5 separate regions of the Mus musculus genome follow, and regions 1, 2, 4 and 5 are each linked to region 3. The links are chromatin loops, found by intact Hi-C in ENCODE. Cell type or tissue: left cerebral cortex. All regions are shown on one strand. Region 1 has its middle 46 kb from the start of Lig4. Region 2 overlaps Fam155a (family with sequence similarity 155, member A). Region 3 holds the start of Fam155a (family with sequence similarity 155, member A). Region 4 overlaps Fam155a (family with sequence similarity 155, member A). Region 5 overlaps Fam155a (family with sequence similarity 155, member A).

Region 1 (5,000 bases), 160 kb after region 3:
ACAGTTAGTGCCTAGTGTCTACCTTGAAATAGCAGATATTCTTTAACATCTGGAGTGTGTGGTCACTTGCTTATGAGAGTGTATTGCTTTGCAATATTATCACAATCTATCATGATTATCTCTCAGACTTGTGGCCTTGAGCTAGGTGCTCTGTATCTGGCTCCTTTATCTGATTTCTGTAAATGACCCACAGTCAGGACTCCACGTGGTTAAAAGGTATCACTGCAAGAGAATCTAAATTTATCTAGTTGAGACAGAACTCACTGAGGACACAGAAAAAAGAAAGCATACACATAAATAAACTTAACTAACAAATAAATAAATTAGAACTTAAGTGAAAGTGACAGTTTATATAATACTTGGTGATACATAATGGAATTGAAATCTTTCTGAGGAATCAACAACTTGGAGGTGACAGAAAGGACACATATTTCCAGAACGGCGTCCCTCTTTTACTTTCACTTCAGCATTTCAAAAAGTAAGCACCTTAAAAATGCGTCCCCCATGGAAGGATGTAAATGCCACATGGCAGAATGTCATCCTCATTCTGCATAGCCTATGGTTGGATTATTCTGACTCAAATGGAACTTCCCTCAATGTGCTGGAAAGGTATGAAGGCGTAACTTTCAAACAGACCAATGAAGAGAATCTTGTGCAATCAAAAAACACTGATGAGTGAGCATACATTCAGTGCTGCTGTGTAGTCTAGGTGTGTGCATGTGCACACATGAGTGTATGCATGGGTGTGCATATGCATGCGTGTGCACACACATACATGTGCATGTTTGTGTGTGTGTGTGTGTTTATTTAATTCTACTGGAATGGATATTGTGCCTGTATGCAGGTCTGTGCATCTCATAAACGCCTGCTGCTCATGAAGGGTATTCTTCTAGAGTGTGGAATTCTCTGAAACTGGAGATCGTGAGCCATCATGTGGATGCTAGGAATTGATCCAAACTTCCCTGAAAGAGCAACAAGTGCTCCTAACCACTGAGCAATCTCTCTAGCTTCTGGGGCGGTTTTTTTTTTTTTTTTTAATTTGAAATTGTAAGGAGAACGTTCATAGAAAAAAAAAAAAGTAACATTGTACCACCTAAGAAATGATTGTTAAAATAAAAAGGAAAAACAGTCAGTAAACAAATAAAACAAAAATGATTCCCATGTGAAAAAAAAAAGGTTATAAGGGACCTAACACAACATAAAGAAAGGAGTCTAATGAAGGGCAATGGGAATATTGAACAAATCACATAAAACAGAGCATCCCCTGGATCCTCAGTATCCAGCGGATCAGCAGAGGTCCTGGGGCCTGCGAGATGCTCGGCAGGTAAAGAGATGTGCTGCCAAGCCCAGCGCGCGGAGTTACACACACACACACACACACACACACACACACACACACATGCACACGCACACGCACACACACACACACGCGCGCACACACACACACGTACAAAAACATAGATCTCAGCCCTGGTAGTCATCTCCTTTCTGGAGCTATGAAATGGGGGCATTGGAGCCTGGGGAGGCTAAGGAAAGTCTCCAGCTATGTGAAGATGGGTTGGGACAGTCACGGAGCATGGAGAGTAATGCCAGGGACAGCCTGAAACAAACACCAGGTAGGGTGAAGCCCTGGGAATGACACAGCCTGGGTGCACTAGAGCCAGGACCTGAGGCTCCTCCATGCCACACTTCTACCCATCAAATCCAATACTGCCTTCAAGTGAGTCTTCCTTAACTTAAAATACAAAATATTCTAAGGAATGCGCATGAAAGCCGATATTTTCTCAAACCATTTCCTTTTTTTTCTCTCTTTTTTAAAAAAAAATATCTTACAGACTGCTTTAGAGTCATCCACAGACAGCTCCAAATTATGGAAATCCGCAGTTATAAAACAGGAAGAAACTCCTCTACTTATAAATAATTCATGATGGGACTCCACTGCATTATAATCTACCCCGGTATATTTTAAGTGGAAACTGAGTTATAAACGATGTCTATTCTCTTAATGTACTAGCCTTTGACTCTGAGGATCCCACAGTGAGTGAAGTTTTTTTATATGAATTGTCTCCCTCAATCTAGGAAAGCGAACACAGCTGGTGTGGGCCAGGAGGATGCTTTTAGGAGCTGACGTCCATCCTCAGCCAGATGACACTAATACTGGCTGGCTTTGCCGTCTTCCACAGTCATGCCGGTGGCATATGTCCAGGGTACCACTCACTTGTCACCCTGTCTCCTACACTGCAAACCCCACACACTGTCTGGCGACCACACAGGTTCTGCAGCCTCGCTGCCAAGTGAGTTTTGGACTTCTCGGGAGACAGATTGAGCTTAAAAGTGCCCACACGTACTGAAGCTACAACATTTGGGAGGGAATTTAAACACGTGGAGTCTTTGGTTTAACATGAGAAAGTGGGAATAATAAACACCCACATGCTCTAAGTGGTGAACAAGAAGACTCTCTGCATCCGATTACTATTCTATAGCCCTGTCTGAGCCGCATCAGTCCTTCTTTTCCCCTATTCTGCTAATTTATAAGCCTGATCATCTATTTCCCAAGTGTAAAATCTCTCAAGGACTCCTTAAAGAATACAGATTAGTCCTTGGATCAGGGTTTTCAAGCCTGTGCATGCCCTGGCCTAACCCCTGACTCACTTCTGCTCTCTTGGCCATCTAGAAATGTCAGATGCACCCATGGCTACAAAGCACAGATCCCAACTTAAACAGCCCAATATTTCCTAAATACAACTGAACTTCAGTACCCAGGCACTGTTCTCAGAGTGCATACATAGGCTACTTCCTCTGTCCCCTCTGATTGATGTAAATCTTCTCAAAGCCCCAGCTTGGTTTTGCAATTCAGGACTGTCATTTTCAAGAAACACGGAGTCATCCTTTGAAATGTGAGCATCAGGAAAGCAGCCCTGCATCTATCAATGCCTCTTTAACATGCCCTTCTATGTTTACCACAGACCCCCGGAGTATGTTTTAAAAATAAGATACAGAACAGTTTAGTATAATAGTTGCAGAAACACAAAAAACAAAGGCAAAAGATGCAAGATGAATTCATGAGTATTGAGAACTGTATTAGTTTCTTCTGTATCGTTGTGATCAAAACACCAAATGAGAACACTTTATCAAAAAGTGATTTCCGCAGTGTCTCACAAGCAGCTATGGCAGCTTGGACTCATGCACTTGAGCAAAATGCAATGGTGGCATGTGTGCAAAAAAGAAGCAGCCCTCTACCTCATGGAGGACAGAAGGCAGAAAGAGGAAAGATGGGCCATGTGTGAGCTCTGCAATTATCTCTACCAGTCACCTACTTCCTCCAGGTAAGAACTTATATTAGCAAGGATTTTCTAGAGAAACAATTTATAGAGTAGATATATAGATAGATATATAGATAGATAGATAGATAGATACATTAATAATTCGTAGATACATGGCTACCTAGATGATTTAGATTAGATAGAGATAAAGGATTTATTAGAATGGCTTACAGGTTTTGGTCCAGCTAGTCGAACAATGGCTGCCAAACAATGGAAGGACCAAGTATTCAAGGCTGGATGGCTTTCCTGGTTTTTAGTATCCATCAGAATCCCAAAGAAGTAAGCTTTAATGCTAGTGAAGGAATGGAGTTGCTGGCCAGAGTGAGGGCAAACAGGCAAAGAGAAAGAAAGCAGGCTTCTTTCTTTTAATCTCCTTTATATAGGCTTCTAGCAGAAGGTATAGTTCAGATCAAAGATGGATCTTCACAACTCAAAGATGTAGATAAGAAGTGGATCTCCCCACTTCAAATGACTTAATGAAGAAAAAAAATCTCTCACAGGTTCACCCAGCCATTTCGGTTTTAGTTAATTCCAGGTGTAGTCAAGTTGACAACCAAAAACATCCATCATGGGGTCCACCTCCTTAAGCTTCACCATCTCCCTCAATAGTGCCAGCAGCAAAAGGGCAGCTGCCTCACACATGAGCCAGAGTGGGAATTGTAGGCAAACCACAGGCAAAGGTCTGGGGACATGTCACAAGGGAAAAATGTACTTATTCAAACTTCATAGGTCTTGAATCTGGGTGGAATCTTCCAGGAGTCTGATAGTAAATTACCCAGATGTCCCACTAACCACTGCTTGTTTGCAAGTTTTGACTTAGTAAGGGAACTGCCTCTCAAAGTCTGTCTTCAGGAGAAATTAAAGATAAGTATTTTTTCAGTTAAGCATTTTTTTTGATTTTTTTTAAAAATAATTAAAATTCTACCTGAAGATCTTTGTTTCTCCAAAAATTAATCAGGCTTCTGTATGAAAAATTATCTTTTTATTTATGTATTTCCATCCTCAGTCATTTATGCACATCTAGCATGATGCTAAGTATCTATTTTACACTTTATGTTCTATGATTCCAACTGCCCCAGCCTTGGAATTGACTGTCCTTTGTGTTTTCTCCATTGTCCTTTGGATGTGGCCCCGTTGCTGTGGGTCTCTCTGATACCCTCATGCACCATTTTAGTTAGAGTTTTACTGCTGTGAACAGACACCATGACCAAGACATCTCTTATAAAGGACAACATTATATTTAATTGGGGCTGGCTTACAGATTCAGAGGTTCAACCCATTATCATCAAGATGGGAGCATGGCAGTGTCCAGGCAGGCATGGTGTAGGAGAATCTGAGAGTCCTATATCTTGTTCTCAGGGAAAATAGGAGAATACTGATTTCTGGGCAGGTAGGATGCTAAAGCCCATGCCCACAATGACATACCTACTCTGACAAGGCTACACCTCCTAATAGTGCCACTCCCTGGGCCAGCATATTCAAACCACCACATGCACTTACTCTGCTTCTCCAATAGATGCTCCACCTATTTCCTGCACTGATCCTGGAATTGGCCATTTTCCCAGAAGCCCTTAGCTCCTCTTGTTGGCAACAAGAATTGAAACTAGCTATGCTCTGTGGTGCTGGGACACACTAATTCTCTTATGCCCTCTGAGCTGACAGAGCAAAGAAGTATGC
Region 2 (5,000 bases), 420 kb before region 3:
GGAGATTGGAGCTTTTCTTAATGACCTTACACCAACTGAATTATCTACAAGGACTTTATCTCCAAATGAGGTTTCACATTCTGGGGATCAATGACTCAATGCACCCGTTTGGGAAAACACAATTCAGCCAAAACCAATGTGTTCCAGGCCTGTGTCACCATGCTTCTATTAGACTTTCCTGAGCTTAAACCTACATTGAAACTGTTTTTTGAAAGTCTGGCTCTGCCTTGGACTGAGCAGTCCTGTCCCGAGCCACTTTCCTGAAAGAATGTTAAGCATTCCAGCCTCACCTGCCCAATGTTCAGCTGGGCTGAACTAAGGTGGGACTAAGTGTTCTGTACAAACATTCCGTATGGGTACATTGCATCTACATTCACCTTCCGTGACCATCCCTGACTGTCCATTTAGACACATAGGATTGGGTACTAAGGGTTCTGATATGCAGACACACTAAACTGCTGTGTTCTCGCCACCCAATACAGCCAGTTCTGTGGCATGTGGGCCCAATGCTCCAACATGTTTTGAACAACAACAAAAAGGAGTTTAAATAGTGAAATGGGTTTGAAGCAAAAAAGCCAGAATTTCTTTCCACAGAGGTAAAGGAGCTTACCTTTCATATGGAAATGAGGCCAGGCACAATCTGTCACAAGATTCCTGCTGCCTGACAGCCTGACCTTGGAGAGTGTCATTTTAGCATTCAAACAGAATGGAGGTGCCTTTCATCATTCGTGAATTATAGGACTTTATTTCTTTCTATCTTTGCCCCACAGAAAGACGGGTAGCAAGTTTATTTGGAAAGGTCTCCCCAAACATATCATAGTGCTTATGGATTTAATGGACAAGTTTGAAACGGTACAAAGGCGCACACTGCACTATGCCTTCCCTACAGTCTGCCTGCACTGGGGAACCATGACTAGGTACTTGCCTCTTAGCTCCTCATCTCTGCCATTCAGTCACCAGCTCAGTGCGTGCCTGGCTTTCCTACAGGCAGCTGTGAAGGTTTGTTGTGGTTTGTTTGCTGTTTGCTTGTATTTGTTTGTTTTGTCTAGTTTTAAAGAGAGAAAGGAGTGGAGTTGGATGAGTGGGGATGTGGGAAGGATCTGGGAGGAAATTTGATCGACACTAATGAACACAGCAAACAGGGCAGGAAACGTGAGACCCTGACTCTACACAAGGAAACCCAGCGAGCATAGTAAAGCTAAGAGCAGGAGAGGCGACCTTCCCCATGGAAGAGCGCATCAACCGGCTGCCCAGTGCCAAAGCTCATCTCTGAAAACATTCACACAAGCAACGTTATATGGACTCAACAGCTTATAATTAGAAATAGACATGTATGTATAAATACTCACATGCATTCAGTAAAAATTGGTGACATAAGAGGCCGGGAATTTGAAGGAGAGCAAGCAGGGGATGGGGGTGGGGGGAGGAGTGTTGGTGGGAGATAAAGAAAGGATAAAAGTTGTAATTAAATTATAATCTCAAAAAATCAAACAAACATAAGTATAATACCTACAAGGAATAAACTTTTAAGGATTTGTAAACGAAAAGTAGATCTGGACTTGGACTCTTGGGAGAGGAACTGGGTTAACAAAAGATGGGAGTGTGTAGAGAGGAGGAGAGGCCAGGGCAGACTGCTGATTAAGGATGGAATCGATGGAACCAGTCAGAGCACACACTTGAGGGATGGCTTGCCACTCACTCCAGTGAGAGAGGATGTCGCTCTCCAATCCTAACTCTCTGTGCTCTGCCGCTTCTCCCATAGCAGCGGGAGGATGGACCCTCACAGGAATCAACCAGATGGCTTAGTGGCATTTCTTCTAGACAGGTCCAATTAAAGCATCTATCTCTCCAAATGCCCAAGACTCAGCCCTTTGACCATAGAAGGGACTATTCGCCTGTCACTCTGAGCCTCAGCATGGTCTCTGAAATAGCCACCAGGGGGCAGCATGACCATCTCTGACCCTGACCCCATCCAAGGTAAAATTTTCGTCTGACTCTTCATGTGTGGTTTTAACTGAGAAGAGCCAGCTTCATCTGCTAAGCACAGAAGAAGGCTAAATTTATAACTCAAAAGTTTGTGTAACTACTGTATTGCATTTTTCATTCATAAAATATTTGTAAAACCTATCCCATGCACTCAATACATTTAATATTGTGGTTAAGATACTTTAAAATGGGACAGATTTTCCTCTTGTCCTCTAACGCTTCCTTATTTGAGTTGTCTTTTTCTGGATGAGGTGATTAAATTATATTCAGATATTTACTTTTGTGCAACATTATTATGGCTCCCTAAAACATATATTTCTCGCACAGTTTTGTAACAAAGAGGAGTATTCATGGTGCCCTGACCTTCTGTACTGGCATCAAAACCCTGCTCTGCTCCAGCCCACAAAAACCAAGCAGCACCTCTCCAGCCATGTCTATCCCTGGCAGTCTTTGAAGAATAATCCATCTCTAAGTTCATCTGAGATCATGGGGCTGCTTTCAGGGGCAGGTTTACCTGCTACAACTGTGTAACTACACTAGAGAACATTCGGTCTGTTCCCTTAGAGTCCAACAGGGAACCGATAAACAGTGTATCAAAATTCGAAACATAATTTATCTCTTGATGTTTCCAGGTTGGATTGGAAGAGAAGCTGTATGTGAAAGCCAACAACTTCAGTAATACCCAGCAACATCAGTTTTAGAGATTCTCTAATTATCATGGGGCTCACCTTCAGGAAAACAGAGCGAGGTGCTAAGATGTGTCCTCCTCTTCTGGGCACAGATGTTGACTCTGACTCTTACTTTCCATACGTTCAGAACAGAGAAGGGGTTTTTTGCATGATGCTTTGCTAAGTTATTCCCTGAGATAATGAGACTGACAGTATCTAGATGAGAAAAGGCATCTGCCTGTTGTGCAGGCTTGACAGGAGGTACTTTTGGTAGCACCACACCACACCACACTTTCCATTGCTTTTTTAGTAACTATACTTTGTGCAGCTTCTAATCATGCATACAAATGTCATAATTTCATTTTCTTGGAAGGTATACATGTCTATAAATTAAACATATATTATTTAAATAGGATGTCACACTTACAGTCTTAACAATTATGATTCAAAGACTATAAATCAGCAAGGATTACAAGTAGCATGGGCTCTGTGATTGTGCATGTGCGTGCCAACTGGGAGGCTGGAGACAACATCCATTCCTACCCCAGCACACCATTAAATACACAAAGGCTTTCCGTGACATTTTCTATTTGGCCAAGCTAATGAAGATGCAGTGGGAATTCTTTCAATATTTCTCATGTTCTCAAAAATAACAAGGAAGCACTTGGTCACATCCCAAAGTATATCTTTTTTTTTTAATGTGTGTTAAAGAAGAAAAAGCAATCCAGAAAACATCTGTCATGGAGATAATTAGGAAATGCTTTATCTTCGGAATTCTTCCAGTTTCAGTCATTAGTTACTGGGCTCCACTTGCTATCATCAACCGGGGGGAGACAAAGAATAATGGCGATATATGGAAACCTTAGGGTGGATGTTTAAATGATTTAATTCTGCTGTTAGTACTATGGGAGGGAGAAGCAAAAATGGCTGCAAGTTTTCACAACCAAGTGGCTCATCCCTTCCGACAAACTCTTATAGAATAACTAGAGAGAAAGGCAATAGGACATTCTAGAGAAGGTCTAGAAAGGATATAGTCAATTGGAAAATATGAAGGACCTGGGGAAGGAGACAGGCAAAGCAGCTATCCTGCAGGACTTCCATGTGCTCATGAAACATATGAATCCTGCAGACACGAGGAACACTTGGATTTCACGGATAGGATTGTGTGTGTCTCCAGGGCCAGGTCAAGTAGAATTCTGCAGCTTTAGCCTCAATCTTCCTGAATTTCTCTTCCAGCAAACCAGAGCCTGTCTGAGAACAGGCACATAGCTCTTCCCCATGATCCTCTCCACCCTGTACTCCAGCCCTAAATCTCCAGGGAATCTTCAGATCACTGCAGCTCAATAATGACCTCTGTGGAGGATCATGGCAGACCTGCCTGGTAGTGGTCTCAGAAGTCCTGACACACAAAAACCCATTGAGATGACAGATATGGGACACTTTAGGCCACTGCCTTCTAGAAGAGTAGATGTCGTGATGGGCTGATGACTGCTGAGGCTAAGACAACCCTCACTTCTCATCTGATTGTTCTATGGCTTGGTTTCATGCCATCCCATTGACCTGTGCCCATTCATATCTGCCTCATCCATGGCTCTCAGTGAGTACCCGAAGAGCCAGCCTGCTTCCATCTTAGAACTAAAAGCATCTTAGAAAAAAGACAAACTAGGTTTATAATGATTGGGCCTCTCTGTTTCTCGAGGGTTGGGCTGTGCTTTGCCTGCAGTCTTCACACAGCACAGGTGTCTGTGGAACCCCCCTTCACAGCGAAGTTAGCCTTTTTCTCACTGTTCTCACTGAGGAGTTTGTCAGGCAGGATCTCTTTTCCTCAGTTCCACCTTCCCAGTCTCCTGCTTTCTTCTTCCTGAGCCTTCCTATTTTAATCAGACACGGCTTGGCATGTACCAGACAGCAAGTTCCTGGCTCCTCCCAGAGCTCAGCAAAAAACACCTTTTGTTTGATTCTCTGTGGAAACAAACAGGGGGATGATTAAAAAATAAAATAATTAAAAAACAAGAATAAAAACAGAAAAAGTTTCATTTCTTTTTTGTTTTTGTTTTTTTCTCTTTGAAGAATAAACCAAGAGGTATTTTTTTTTTTTTCCATTTTTTATTAGGTATTTAGCTCATTTACATTTCCAATGCTATACCAAAAGTCCCCCTTACCCACCCACCCCCACTCCCCTACCCACCCACTCCCCCCCTTTGGCCCTGGCGTTCCCCTGTACCGGGGCACACAAAGTCTGCGTGTCCAATGGGCCTCTCTTTCCAGTGATGGCCGACTAGGCCATCTTTTGATACATATGCAGCTAGAGTCAAGAGCTCAGGGGTACTGGTTAGTTCATAATGT
Region 3 (5,000 bases):
CTAAGAGAAAACAGGAAGCTTAAAGAGAACAGGCCTTCAGACTTACTAAAGAATGAAAGCTAGCCCATAAAACCCACAAAATGTGTACGTTTGACTGTTTTCCTCCCTACATTAACAGCTACACTTTCTTCTGTTCCTCTGACCAACCAACCTGATTATGTTAGAAGTGGAGAAATGATTCCCTCTGGCTACCTGCGTGTGTTGGTCCCTTCTCTATTTCCCTGAAAGGAATAGTATGCGCCAACTGCGAAGCTCGAAGAAACAGCTCAAGCCCTGACTTTGTTATCTTAGAAGATAGACTTCCCTGATGTACCAAGAGCTCTGAAAAGAAGGGCATCAGGCCACCAGCAACCTACCAGCTGTCCCCAACTCCATCAGAAAGTCAAGTTCTCATAGCCAGATAAACAATGATTAAACTTACAAAACCGGAGCCAGATAAACGAATCAAACATAAAAAAAGCCGCAGCGAAGGGGAAAGGAACCCGCTGTGCCTACCTTGCAGTCCTCAGGACAGGACTTCACCGAGTACTCATCCGACTGTAAGTACTTATGCAGCACGCTTTCAAACTCTTCGTACTTCTCCTGAGCGTGGTGGTCGTAGTCCTGGTAAGCCTCGATGCACTGTCTACACGTGGTCATCTCACCGCCCTCCGTGAGCACCACGTCCAGACTGCAGTTCAAAGTACTGGGGCTGGACAGCCCCGAAAACAACTCCCAAAGTGTGTAGGAATTACAAAATGAAAGGTAAAAATCCGACAAGTTCCACAGCGGAGTTGGCCGAGAGCCCCTGGACGACTGCTCCTCCCCCGCGGCCGCCCCCCGACTCCAGTTCCTGGCGCACACAGCGTCCGCGCTCTCCACGGTGAAGCACTGGCCGGAGGAGGCGCCCTGGGGGTAACAAGTCTCTAGGCGCCACACCGGCTTGGCAGAGTTTCCTAGAAAAAGAGCCCTGCTCCGGTTGTTCTTGCCTCGGTTGCCCTTGCTGCCGCCGCCGCCTCCCGGGGAGGGGGGCAGGGTGGGGGACGAGGAGGCGGAGAGGAGTCTGTGTGCCTGGGCGGCGGGCGAGGACTCCCCCATGCTGGCCAGGAGCGCGGGCCAGGAGGGCTCCTGCTGTCGCTGCCTCTGCTGCTGTCGCTGCCGCTGCTGCTGTCGCTGCTGCTGCTGCTGCTGCTGTTGCTGCTGTTGCTGCTGCTGTTGCTGCTGTTGCTGCTGCTGTTGGTGATGCTCTTTGTCCCGGGTCCGGGTCAGCTTGGCCTCGGCGCAGAACCACAAGTGATCAGAGAGCAGGACTGTGAAAAACAAGAGAGAAGCCAGAGACAGTCGCCATTTCTGAGCCCGCTCTGAATCGATGAACGGTTTCTCGTTCTCCCGGGGTGCTGCCAACCAGATTTTTAAGCCGTCGTCATACTGCCGACACATCCAAGCACCCCTGGTCATATTTTGGGAACGCACAGCCCTGGCCGACTCCACCGTGAGGGCTCCTGTGCCGGTGTCACCACAATATGCATTGACTTAAAGGGTTTAATTTCCGTATCCCCTCCTCCCGTTTCTTCTCTCTCTCTCTCTCTCTCTCTCTCTCTCTCTCTCTCCCTACATAAATATTACCATACTTTGGAGGAAGATCTTGCTTCCGACCTAAGCATCAGCCGACCCCATCCCTTGAAGAGTGGGAGACAATAAGAGAGAGAGAGAGAGAGAGAGAGAGAGAGAGAGAGAGAGAGAGAGAGAGAGAGAGACGCGGAGGCTGGTGCTGTGCTGGCCGGTGGGGAGGCTGAGTGCGGGAGGTGATGGTGGTGGAGGTGGCTGGGTGGCTGGCGCTGCTCCTATCACCCCGGCATTGTCAGCGCGCGGGTCCCCATGGCCCAGCTGAGGACAGCCCGCTCTCCCCTGCCAGGGGCATGCCGCGTCTCTGCTGCCCACTGACGGCGACCGGAGCGCCTCCCCTCCTCCTCTCCTCCTCCTCTTCTCCTCCTCTTCCTCCTCCTTCCTCTCCGTCGCTGGCTTCTCCTCCGCCTCCCGCGCCTACTTCGCGCTGGCTCTCCCCGCGCCCCGAGCTTGGGCGGCCGCCGGCGGGGCTGTCCCTCCCCCCCACCCCCCACCCCGCGCTCCGACTGTCGCCGCGGCCGCTGCAGGTCTGCCCGCGGGCGCCGCCGGGGGCCGAGTCGCCTGCTCTGGGCCTCCCGAGGCCACAGTCATCTTCAGTCCCCGGGCTAAGTTGCCGCCATCTTCGTCCTGGAGGCACACTTTTTTGGGGGGAGCGCTGGATTTTGCGTCATCTCCTCCCGCCCCGAGGTCTCTCCATCCTGGTGCAGTGACAGCAGCTTGGCCCGGGGCGGAGGACGAAGACGCGCCCCGGCAGCTTGAAGACCCGCTGTCCACCGCCCCCTCCGGGTCCTGTACACCCAGGCTTTTGCCCAGGGGTTGCGATCCCTCCCCACTTTTTATTTCAGAGTCAAGACGTGGGCCGAGTGGCCAAGGCTGCTGACCTGGGTCTTCAGCTTCTCCTTAGGACCCCGCTGTCTAGGGGACAAGTCCCAGACACCAGAGGGCAGCTAAGAGGTCCCTGTTGGGGACTAGGGACTGGGTATCATTTCCCTCGCTAGACAATCTTCTGCAAGAGGAGGCTGATTAGAGGAGGGGCGAGGTGACTTTGCAGGCTCAGTCTGAACGCTTTTTGAGTCTCTAGAGAGCTCCACTGCGTTTGGGTTTTGTCCTAAATCGGTTTTATGGGTCAGAAAGGATGCGGGGTGTGTGCATCTGTGTGTCTGCCTACACGGTGCTGTTTAACCGACACTGTGTGTGTGCTGCAGCTGTGACCACACTGTACTCCATGTCTGACCACGCTTTCTCCTCCAAAGTAAGCGGCAACAAAAGGTCTCCCCGCTCCAGGGAAGCACCAGCACTGCAGTACACCTCACCAGCATTGAGTGGGGGCCCTAATCTTGGAGGATTCCTGCAGAGGACCCCTAAGACCCTGAGGCATCTGCTCACTGTGCCTGCTGCCCAGCCCCGCTGGGTGGGCTCCTCTGCGCTGGAACTTCCGCAGCGCCCTCCAAGCTGGCACTACAGTCCAAGGCTCTGGTGCCCCTTAGTGTTGGCTCTAGGAGTTCCAGGAAGGAAAAGACAGACACATACTGGGAAAACCTGGGGTCCCCTGATTTCCAACCGACAAGGTGGGGATGCCAGGAGCAAACACCAGTCTCCTGGGGTCTGGGCAGCTCTTGCAAACCGCCCAGGTCCCTACCTGAGCCCAGAGCACCAGACCAGAGGATGCCAGGTGCTCTCTCTGGCCTCCAGGCACTCTTAACAGCCACCATGTCACTCTCTTCCCCTGTATCCCCAAGCCAATGCACATTCGAAAGAGCTTACCAGATGCCCTGAATCCTAAACAAGTACCCTAAGAAACCAAAAGGAGGGATCAAAAGGATTTGTTTTCCTACCAGAGTAGCTGTGGGTGCTGGGAACACAGAAGGATTGGAGAATTTCAAACGGGAAGTTGAGATCATTCCTTTCACTATAGTAATTTTGCATATTTAAATTAGATCCTGTGTATGCATACATGTGAAACTCTCCGTAATGGCCACTAGGAATGGAGTTCAGTTTGACAACTGGTATATGTAGAAATGCCAGGTGAGGGTTTAATGTGTCATGTAAGTACATTCTAGTACTTTGGGTTTCATTTTCTTGAATTTTTGATTTATGTCGGGTTTTTTTCTCCAACCCTAATTTCAATAAAATATTGTTTGTTAGCCAGCCCATCAGGAAGCTCTCTGTACTTAGGCGTGGTGCCCCACAGCTACAGAGTCTCATTACAGTGTAAGTATACACACGTGGGTATTATGTATACCCTCGATCATTTTATACAGGAATGGCACGTGTGTTATAGGAATTAAACACAAATAACTGGAAAGTAAAAGTCACAACCAAGCCAGGCGCAGTAGCATGTGCCTGTACTTTAAGCTATTCCATATATGAAGCTGGGGAAGTCACTTGGGTATGCAGGTCCCTGCCAGCCTGATGCAACATGACAAGACTCTGTCAAAAATACTCCAAATGACTCCAAAGGCAACTCTAACCCCTGTTTGCTCTCTTCACCGCCTCTGTGTCTCATTTATCTTAGGTGATAAAGCTTCTGTTCTATGATATTTACTATCTTGGCATATTAGAATGCTGATTGTTGAAATGATAACCATATTTATTGGGTAATAAGCAATTTTTCCCATACTCCTTACCCTCTTTTGCTGCCTTGCTAATTTGAGTCCAGACGCATGGATTTTAGTGGTGGGTTAAAGGAGTAGCTTGCCTCTCAATGCAAGCTGAAGAGGAAATACAGATGGGAGATAGAAGAAACACAATAAGTGAAATTAAAAGATTATACTTCTCCAACAAGGAGAAGAAGTTTGTTATTTTTAGCTTTATTATTATGCAGATGTAGCTAAATTACATCTCAAAAATAATTCTATGATGCTTAACACTAAGTTAAAACAATAATGCTTATACTTGATCTTGTAATAAATAGTTCATTCTTTATTTTTAGAACAACCTGGGCTTTTTCTTTTAACATTTCTCATGAATTGGATATTTTTTTTAAAAAAAATGAGACAATTTGCAGGATGTGACTGTGCAAAAGGCAGTCATTTCCTCATTTGCTAGCCAGTGATGGTTCCAGAGTGAGGGAGGAGAATCTGGGAGACTTCACTTGTCTGAGGACCACTCAAAGAGTGCAGAAAAGCAAGCCAGCCTAGACACAGGAGATGGAGAACACATACTGGCTGAGTGATGCTTGATGCACTGCAGTGCTCCAGGGCCTGCAAGCAGAGATAGAGGGAGACCAGGATTGAGACACTACTAGCAGCAGTGGCTGGGATCCAGGAGTCTTGGTTTAGGAAGCAGAAAGCTCATTTTGAAGAATGGTGGGGGGAAGAATCACACAAACAAAAATACCCCCAAACCAAAAGCAAGCAAACAAACAGCATCAACAAATACCTTCAACTTGAGGA
Region 4 (5,000 bases), 540 kb before region 3:
GAGTGCTCAGCACCAGGAGACTCTGAAGTCCTCCAAGGAGCTCTGAGTGTCTTCTGGGCCACTGACAGAGTTCTTTTTTGTCACCTTTCCTTAGAGATGTCACTATAGCTACAAACATGCAGATTTTACAAAACCCAACACAGCTAAAATGCAAGTTGTCCACGAGCCAAAAGGTGCAGAAAGCTACCTCCAGTAGCCTTGAAGGCATCTAGAGAACTCTGCAAACACAGGTAGAGGCCAAGAGGTGATGAAGGTCATGAAATGCAAACCCATCTACATCTTCACAGCATGTGTGGTGTCCTGGGCTGGGGATAGTTATTGTGGTTCACCAGCAAAAAGCCAGCTTGTGTGATGGGAGAAGTGCCCTTCTGCTCACCAGGGCTGGCACTTTCAGGGCACTGACTGTGTCTTGATACTTTGTTACAGTGAACAGCATGGGCCTGGAAACCACCTGATACATTGTCACGATGAGCACAAACCACTTGATACATCGTCACACTGAGCATTGCAACTGGTCCTTATTTTATTTATTGATTTTATGTGTATTAGTGTTTTGTCTGCATGTATTTCTGTATACCACATGCACGTCTTGTATGTACAGAGATCAGAAGCAGGCACGGAGTCATCTGGAAGCAGAGTCATTGATAGGTGTGATCCACCATGTGTGTGCTGGGAAACAATCCCAGGTCCTCTGTGGGAACAATTGCTCTTAACCTCCGAGCTATCTTTCTAGACCCCTTTTAATTATATTTTTTATCTTTAAGTTTATTTTGTGTGTGTGTATGTATGTCCACAGCATGCGTGTAGAGGTCAGAAGACAACATGGACAACTGGGTTCTGTCTTTCCAGCATCTGGGTCCAGACACTGAACTCTGGTAGTCAGGAATTGCAGCAGGCACCTTCACTCACGCGGCTGTCTCTGTGGTCCTGCCGGTGTTCAGTGGAGCTTTTAAAAGCCCAATATACAAAGAGAATTTTCTTGTTTTCTAAGACTAACTTTTATGCTTAAAACTCAAAAGTTAAGCGTGCTATGAATCAAGTAAATTGTTTTTTTAAAATTGGGTCTTCCCTCCTCTTCTGAAAGGAAAGAAGTGAATTCCAAAGAGCTCACATCAGCAGAGCACTCAGCAAGGGTGCTCTCCCCGTGCTCAGCAAGGGTGCTCTCCCCGTGCTCACTCAGCAAGGGTGCTCTCCCCGTGCTCAGCAAGGGTGCACTCCCCGTGCTCAGCAAGGGTGCTCTCCCCACTAATGACCTGTCAGGATGAGACTGTTCTTAGCTTTGACCCTGTGTTCTCTGTCTGCCTAAACTACATAACACTCATGGGTTTCTGGACACCAGAGCTGGTGTTGGCATCCTGCCCATCTCGATTCTTTGCCAAAAAAAAAATAAAGGAGATATTGTTATCAGAAAATATAAAAATCACCTGTCCTGGCCTCTTTTGCCCCAGTGTGTACATGCGTGATCCAGGCTGACATCTCCTTTTGTCCTCAATACTGATTAAGATACGGTGACAACATTCATCACAAAATAGGAAGGAGTCATTGATAAAATTCCCCCTAGACTCTGCAGCTATCCTCAGGAGACATTCACAGAGAGTCTCGGTTGCAGCATAGCTGTGTGATAGAGACATCGACCCTTGTTTAAATCACATTGGGAGGCTTTTCTGGGCTCAGGCCACATAAAAATACCTTTGGGCAGTCTCGGGGTTTTGGAAGCAACATATTGATGGAGATCAAAGGAGGGCCCCACCCAGCCTGTACCTGTGCAGATGAAGCTGGAGAGGCCTCCGTAAATGACTTCGTCATTGTCGGGCAATATGAATGGACACCTTGTCTGCACCTCCAAGCAATATTGCTTGCAAGGAATGGTCTTTCTGCAGTTAAACTGTGTGACTTCAAAATACTGGGAGCAGAGCCAGGCTTTGTAGACAATCTGAAAAACAAAGAGAAAAAAAAATCAGAGCTGTGGAGGGATGCTACACACGTTTTTTTTTAATAAGGATTAGGCTGGGTGGAGAGAGCATGCTTCAGTTTTACATGGGTCGGAAACAACTGGGGTAGAGCTTTTTACAGCTCCACATGGTAAGAATGCCGCTGTGAGTACCTGCAGTGAGGGTATTGAATACAAGCCTATGGAGAATGGAAAAGGTATTTAATTTAAAGAACTCTTGGAAAACAGTGCATTTGAACCAACTCTAAAGTTTTTAGGATCCAGTGATATATAAAGTAAAGAACACAATAAGCCCCGCTGATAATGTAACTCACTGCAGTGGGGCAGAGACTCAGTTGCTCTTTCCCACCTCTCATACCTCGATTGGGCACTAGGTGGCGCGCGAAGCGCTTTGCAAGGACTCCTGCAAGGTGCAAAAGCATGTGGGCTGTTACAGCTTGCTTTGCCCACAGCAGACAGCAACAAGAACTGGGTGTTTGCATCTGTGACTCACACGGACTGCACTGAAAACCTCACTGAAAACGGAAACACTCAGTACAAATCAGACATAATCTGCTCCATTTGATTAGAAGAATGGTCGTTCCTACCCCAGAATCCTGCAGTTGACCTTTGACCCAGTGCAATCTATCTTCGCTAAGTATTTATGGACTCTACTGACTGTGTGGCTTTCACTGATCTCTTTCTCTGTGTGATTACTGGGGAAGTAAGCACTGAAAATTCGCCCCTTCCCCCTACCGTGAAGTAAACTAAGTCTGAATTTAAACAAAGCAGCATAGATCTGTGAAATTCAGTTTCTTTCCAGGTCTTTAGCAACAGTGGATTCTGCTAGTTTCTAGGAGTAAATAATACTATTTAGTTAATGTTTCATCCATTATACTCTACCTTGAAAAATGGATGGCTTAGCAATAAATGTACATGAATAAAATATAAACTAGGATGAAAATGAAACGTATTTAACAAATTTATGTATTTTCCTAGCAAATTAAATTTTTTTTCAGCCCCGATTCTTGGCATTTAGAATATATTGACTGATCACATATTTCTTGAGGACAGTAAGTACGGAAATAAATAGAAAGTTTTAGAATTCAAAGCCCAAAATCCGTAGATTTCCCGACTTTTGTTTTTAGTGGTTATGTTGTGCTTAATCAGAAAATGCTTTCAAAAACATACGGCCGTTAACAGGGTTTTCAGACAACTGTAAACAACTTGACTCGGGTACCTGACCAAAGCCCATTTATTATGAGCTAATTGTTCTGGGATTACCTCACAATTTCTTATTAGTTTCACAAAAATCACGTTTTATTCTTTGAAGAAAAGGTCTCTAAAGGCAGCAAAGATGAATATGAAATTTATTAATAACTATAGATGGCCAACGTAGCGTTTCTTGCAGTCAGTAATGATTTACCATCATCCTGATCACTTTATGCCTGTGTGCATGGAGTTTCGAATGAATCCTAACATAACAATGACCAAGGAGGCTGCTGAGAAACCTTGTGTTTCAGCTGGCAAGTCCAAGTATGCCATGGGCTCCCAGGGTGGTAGGTGTCCTGTGGACCAGCTAACACCACAGAATAAGGGGCAGAAACATCAACTTCACAAGAAGGAACAGAGAAGTGGTGTCTAAACTGCACTTGGGGTAAAGCATCAGTGGGGGACGCTTTTTGATCAACCTATACCAGTGTGACAAAATCCGACAGGGGATACAGCATTTATGATGTCAGTGAAGCCATGGTGTCTGGGTGCCCTAAGCGCTTTGTGATTTCTGGCTTTAATTACCTTTGCTAGGTGTTAGAAGCAAGTGGGCATTTTCGTATGTACAGGCTAGTGATAAAACTGCATGCTAGTGGAAGCCCTCACTGAATATTTACGGGGCTCTGTAGTCTTTAGACTACAATGGTCTGCTCTATTTTAAAGACTCTTTCTGCACATACAGAAAAAGCTCCAGGGATTCCATGGGCACCACTCTGTCTCCAGTCCTGCCCGACTGGCTATTCACTTTTTTGTTTTTTTAAGACAGAGTGCCAGGCTGGCCTTGAAATCACTATGTCGTCAAGGATGACCATATTGCCCCCATCTCTCTGGAATTGCAGTATGGCACATATCTAGTTATGCTGTGCTAGGGATAGAACCCAGGGCCTTGTTCACGTTAGGCAAGCATGCCACCAACTGAACTACACCCTCAGGCAGCTTTATATCCTTTCAGATCCGTAAGTCTGAGTGTCAGGTTATGACCTGTCTACATCCCCACTCCACCCACAGACCATGGGGTGGCACTGAGTGATGCATTCTGAGATATGGACATATCCTTTGCACCCTTTCCCTTGCCATGATCCAGCTGAGATGCACCCATTTTTATTCTTGCTCCATCCCATTCCCATTGCAGATATTTGTTCCTGCCTCAAGAAGTGAGCGAGCGGCCAAAGCAGAGTGAGTTTTTTTTTTCTCATCACCAGGCAGAAGAGAGAGAGAGAGAGAGAGAGAGAGAGACAGAGAGAGAGAGAGAAGAGAGAGCGCTCGCGCGCGCGAGAGCCCTCCAGCCACCACAGTGAGCCAGCACGCATGCAGCCAGCTTCCCTGCCCTTCAGTTCTGTGGTGAACGTGAATGTTTAGATAGCCATAGAAAGCTCCCATCTGAGAAATACATTTCTGTTCCCAGGCATCTGTTGAGAATCAGCAGCGGGAACCACGAGGAGGAAACAAAATAAGGGAGGACAGAGAAGAAATATTTATCATAATGTGAGAGATTAAAGCAGGGGAATGGTTTTATATAAGGAAGGAATTATCTTTTCCCTGTGCGGACATGTTTGCAATAAAACAGACAACACAAGCACCGAGGACATTTGCTAGAACATTCCAGCATTAACCGAAAAAAGATTTGCATGGGAGGAAAGGCAATTTTGTAAGTCTGCAAAAGATGACTTGAAAAGTAAAATGAAACAAACAAACAGACAAACAGCTCAAAACAAATGCTAGCAAAAATCTGAATATTATTCTAGGAAGAATGGATTCTGCCTGAGAATATACCATCAAGGGGTGGGTGCTAGCAACC
Region 5 (5,000 bases), 440 kb before region 3:
CTTCCAGACACACAATGGTTTTTCACTGTTATACAACACTATGCCATCTCCTATCTTGTTTCTGTATTGATACTTTTTCTATTGATGAGTCTTTCAATGGTAAACTCTAACTTGTACTGTAAATAATAGAAGTTGAAGATGGCCCAAAGTTGTATAGATTACCTATAATGTGATAATTATGAGGTGCAAAGACTACAATGGTTGTAAATATTCATGTCCTATAAAGTGTTTCAAATCAGTTTTATATAAAAATCATGAATACTACTCCAGGAGCTTTAACTTTATGGTGATGAGTCAAAAATATTTGTATTTCATATTTAATATTTGAGAGATAAATGAGAAATCTCTCACCAATATTTTTGCCCTACTTTCTCAGTAATATAATTCTGAACACTGAAACAATCTACTCATGAATAAAAATGATTTGTCTTACGGTGTAGTGGTGCAAGACTGTAGTTTCAGCACTGAGACTATGTATAAGTATATATGATATATATAGAAAAAGAGTTAGATATAAATATATCTAGATATATATCCATATATAGATATAGATATATAAATCATTTATAGTTATATAAGTATATATAAATGTATATAAGTGTATAGATATATAATTAATATAGATATATGGATTAGATATATAGACAATATATTTAGATGTATAGATTAGCTATATTGAGAGATATATGTATATATCTCTATATATCCTTATCTATACCTATATGTTTAGATGTTTATATAGATATAGATATATAAATAGATCTAGATCTATTTACATATATGGTTATAGAGATATATAGGTAATATATAGATGATATAGAAATACAAATAGATAAATATAGCTATATCTAGATATAGATATACAAATAAATATATAGATACCTACATAGGTATATAGAGATATAAATAGATATAGATAAAGACATAGATATTAATTTTGAGGCAGGAGGATTACTAGTATCAGACCAAGCAGGAATACTGGGTGAGACTCTGCCAACCCCCCCCCCCAAACAGCCAAATAGATAGATAGATAGATAGATAGATAGATAGATATGCATTAAATTATAAAGACGAAGTTCATGTGCTGTGGTTAGTTACTAAATTCATAGTCATGGATTTCCATGAGTGGTAAAAACTTAGACAAAGGCTCAACTCATCATCATCTCTCTTATATTTTGGAACATGAGAATCATAAAACCAAGAAACCTGAAATGTTCTTAGGCTTCACTATGAACCAGGCCGGGACTGCAATCCCACCCACAGTTTGCTCTTTCTCTGCACTTCATCAAGCACAACAATAACTTTTAGTTAATTGCCCATTAGAACATGAAACCGCTTTTACACAATAGAAACAATTTTCTTTCAACTAATAATCGGAAGAGATTATTATGCATAATTTAAAGACTCATAAGGGATCACACATTTTAAAAAAGAGAATTAAACTGTTTATAAATGTTTTCACTAGACACTATAATTTCATATGTCCCCAGATATTAACTCTTGAGCCCCGAAGAACATGTGATCCAAAAGACATCGAATCAGTCAATAAGAGAATCATGAGATAAAGTAATTAAGTGCTCTGTGCTTATTGTCCACTCTAAAGAGAGTTAGTCCTCAAATATTTCCCTCACAAAGGCAATTAACGGTAAATTTAAATTTGAATCAAAGAGAAACCCACAGTTTCCTATTCTCTACACCCTGGCCAGTTGTGGTTCTCTGTGTTAACCAACATCTGCAGAACAAAGAAGCTTCCCTGTTGAGTGTCAAGATGTGCTAGTCTATGGGTAGTAGTTGGGTATTATGCCTATTAAGCAAAATAATAGTAGTAAGTTCCCCTAGGGCCTCTGACTGGTCCAGCCACAGGTCCTTGGCCTCAGTAATGGTGTCAGGTATGGGTTCCACATTGAGGAGTAATAGTTGAACCAGAATGTAATGGGTTATTACCACGATGTCTGTTGTACCACGGGCATGTCTTACCAGGCTAGTTATTATTGCAGTTTACAAGGATCACAGCTGGGTAAGACCTGTGGTTACTTTTCTCCTTCAGTGGGATAGGCAGTACCCACCAGCTCTACGAAAGCTAGACAGTATGGGTGAAGATTCCAGGTCTGTGCCAGCTTCATGTCTATGTTTTATGATCCACATATATGGTATCTTTAGCAATAGGGCCTTCCAGCTCAACACTGAACATGTATATCACACACCACTTCTTGTAAGGCTTAGAGATAAGAAAGATTGTAAGAGCCAGAGGTGATGAGTGACTGTAAAGATTGTTTCTGTACATTGGCACGCATTCAGGCATCTGCACATATGGACTCACAGTGATTGAGACAGCATAGTGTTCATTCCTCAACAGGGATTCCAGCCAAGAGCCCAGAGCTCTGCTTGAAGAAAGGTTTCCTATCTAATGCATTTTCTCCATGAGGTATATGGCTGCCTTTCTGAGCTCCGGGACACTGAGAGGGCTTGAAAAAACACTTGGGGGCCACACAAACAGTGACATCATCAAGAAGCAGATCAAATGGAAAAGAAGCCACAGAAAGGATTGGTGCTTACAACAGAGAGAAGTTGGACTAAGAAGGTGTGGGGAATCAGGTCTCCAATTCTTGCTCTAAAGACGACTTTGAGTCATGGTGTCCTGCAATGAGCAACACCTTGCTGGCAACAAAGGCAAGTAGGTGAATTTTCAGTTACCGAATCAACTGAATCAGTGTGAGCAGGCCATATCTGAGAAGAGTATATTAAATATATGGATCTTGGAAGGGGTGGATGGCTTATACAAAACTCACTGCACACAGGGACCCCAGCACTGAAGAAAGTGAAATCAAAGCAAAAGCCATCAACACCTTCCTGTCTTGTTCCAGGGAGGAGTGGGAACAAGCTCTTATTCATGATAAGAAGGTACTCCCTTGCTACTCAGAAACTTGTGTGGTCCAATTTTCAGAGATTTCCTCACTGATGAATAATTCAGAAAAGGATGTGTTTTTATTTTTGTATATTTATTTTCATTCAAGTTGTCATGAATAAAGGAAGTGTATTCTGTTCATTCATACCAATGTTTCGTTTATGGAGTTATGCTTAGAAGTTAAAAATGCCTCAGAAAATTATGAATAAGCACCTAGAGGAAATTAAATATAAATACCCTCATTACATTTCAATTAATGTGATAGCAGATTGAGTTCACGGAATTCAGCTATTTCCGGATTTTAAAAAAATAGCAGCCCTTTTCCAGAGGGATATTATTATTACACAGGGAATCATTTCCATAGTAGAAATTTCAGAGCATGCATATTATAATGTCCTTCACCCTGGTAAAACTGAAGTCTAGTGTCATCTTTTCATCGAGGACAATTAGCTCACAGGGCTGAGGACTCCCCATCTGGCCGGATGCCTCATCTCAATATTGCCTTTTCCATCCAGAGCCCTTGCCCGCACCTCCTGCCCAGCACTCTGCCAGATAAAGTCTGTTTATCTAGAAATATTCTCCCAGAGATCCCGTTGCTCTCAGTGAAATCTTCCATGGGATCACATGCTGTAGAGTTACTCCTTCAACTTTAGGAAGGGAAGCTGAAGAATAAATTTAAAACTTGCCCGGTGTTTTTGTCTATACTCAGGTTCATGCACTTTAAAAATCTCGCGATGCTTCTTACAAAAGGGAACAGCAACAGTCTCGTGTAGGAGAGAAATGGTGGAGCCCCCGAAGCCCAGTAGGAACAGAGCACCAGGCTGTTGTCTGTGCTGCCTGGGCTTTGACAGTGGCGCTCTTCTGTTCTGATTGAAGAAATGATAGTGATGCTGCTAACTCAGGCAGCATTCAGGGTCGAGGAAGGGAGCAGGCTCAAACTGCTGATGTTCTTGGAAGTGTTTGTTTGTGTGTATGTGTGTGTGCATGTACATGTGTGAGTGTGTATGTACATTCATGTATGAGTGGTTGTGTGTTAATGTGTGTATGTGTGTATGTGAGTGTGTGCCTGTGTGAGTATGCATGTGTGCATGTGTGTGCATACATTCACAAGTGTGAGCATGTACATGTGTATACATATACATGTGAGAGCATATTTGTGTGTGTGCAGGTATACGTGTATATGTGTGTGTATGCATATGTACATTTGTATGTGAACATGTGAGCATAGATGCACGTGCATGTATGTGTGTGAGCATGTAAATGTGTGCGTGTGCATGTATGTGTGTGAGTGCATGTGCGTGTGCATCTACATGTGAGCATGTGCATGCATGTGTGTGCATGTATGTGTGTATATGTTTGTGCGCATTTGTTTGTGTGTACACAAGTTGGGACTTGAGATTTTGCAAGCTGCCCTCAAAGATAAAGAACTGTGAGCATCCTGTGCACTTGAGCCCTAGTGCCTGAGCCAGGGGTTGAAACGAGTGCTGTTTCCATCACATGACGGCTATTCTTGATTGTCAACTTGATGGGATTTAGGATCCCCATGGAAACAAATCTCTAGGTAGGCATTTGAGGGATTTTCTAGACTTAAGTTAATTAATGTGGAAAGACACACCCTAAATGTGGGCAGCAGCACTCTGAGCCCTGGAGCCCTGTGCTGCATAAACAGCAGAGAGCTGACAGGACACCCTTTCTTTCTGCTTCCTAACTTTGGATGCAGAGTGACCAAAAGCTACCAAGTCCTGCTGCCATGATCTTTCCTGCCTTGCAGGATTGTACCCCAAGCTGTGAACAAAATAACTCCTGCCTTCCTTGGGTCACTTATGTCAAGGGCTCTGTTATAGTAAGAGCAAAGAAAGTAAAACACCCCAAATCTGCCCAGCAACAGCAAAGAAAGTACGACACCTGAAATCTGCCCACACTGAGCATCAGCGTGTTGGCTCCCAGCCCAGCCCAAGAAAGCACAGCTTCTAGCGAGGAGAGGGCAAGTGGACAGGGGCCGTGACTATCACCTTATCAGATAACAAGGAAGGTAACATTAGTGGTGCTGACTGTATGGAAACATTGTATCCTTTGGGCTTTTGTAGCATTTCAC

Evidence for each region. Peaks named below come from ENCODE experiments on the same cell type or tissue, not always from the same donor. Only the 100,000 strongest peaks of a DNase experiment are listed, where the experiment ranks them.
Region 1: a loop joins it to region 3, with 4 times the contacts of the local background. A loop is called at or near these places in 6 of 42 quality-filtered maps.
Region 2: it touches region 3 in a loop (4-fold over the local background); 5 of 42 quality-filtered maps call a loop at or near these places.
Region 4: a loop joins it to region 3, with 8 times the contacts of the local background. A loop is called at or near these places in 6 of 42 quality-filtered maps.
Region 5: it touches region 3 in a loop (2.6-fold over the local background); 5 of 42 quality-filtered maps call a loop at or near these places.

Annotation. Positions count from the first base shown.
Region 1 is chr8:9,928,044-9,933,043 of GRCm38, forward strand. No RefSeq gene overlaps it. Among named protein-coding and RNA genes, the nearest start is that of Lig4, 46 kb to the right of the region's middle. In left cerebral cortex, a CTCF peak has its summit at 215; DNase peaks (open chromatin) are centred at 843, 2,253 and 4,899.
Region 2 is chr8:9,347,039-9,352,038 of GRCm38, forward strand. The region is part of intron 1 of Fam155a (family with sequence similarity 155, member A); the gene reads right to left. Among named protein-coding and RNA genes, the nearest start is that of Gm39128, 180 kb to the left of the region's middle. In left cerebral cortex, a CTCF peak has its summit at 1,938 (motif pointing right); a DNase peak (open chromatin) is centred at 1,932.
Region 3 is chr8:9,769,582-9,774,581 of GRCm38, forward strand. It overlaps Fam155a (family with sequence similarity 155, member A), which reads right to left and starts at 1,442. Exons shown (of 3, transcript NM_173446.2): 1 at 496-1,442. The coding sequence starts at 1,437. In left cerebral cortex, CTCF peaks have their summits at 890 and 3,093; DNase peaks (open chromatin) are centred at 325, 462, 1,186, 1,956 and 4 more places; H3K4me3 peaks cover 3,187 bases; H3K27ac peaks cover 2,951 bases.
Region 4 is chr8:9,231,173-9,236,172 of GRCm38, forward strand. Fam155a (family with sequence similarity 155, member A) reads right to left here. Exons shown (of 3, transcript NM_173446.2): 2 at 1,762-1,933. Among named protein-coding and RNA genes, the nearest start is that of Gm39128, 66 kb to the left of the region's middle. In left cerebral cortex, a CTCF peak has its summit at 2,331 (motif pointing right); DNase peaks (open chromatin) are centred at 2,351, 4,085 and 4,526; H3K27ac peaks cover 609 bases.
Region 5 is chr8:9,330,628-9,335,627 of GRCm38, forward strand. All of the region lies in intron 1 of Fam155a (family with sequence similarity 155, member A), which reads right to left. Among named protein-coding and RNA genes, the nearest start is that of Gm39128, 170 kb to the left of the region's middle. In left cerebral cortex, no CTCF peak of the experiment used is centred here; a DNase peak (open chromatin) is centred at 2,351.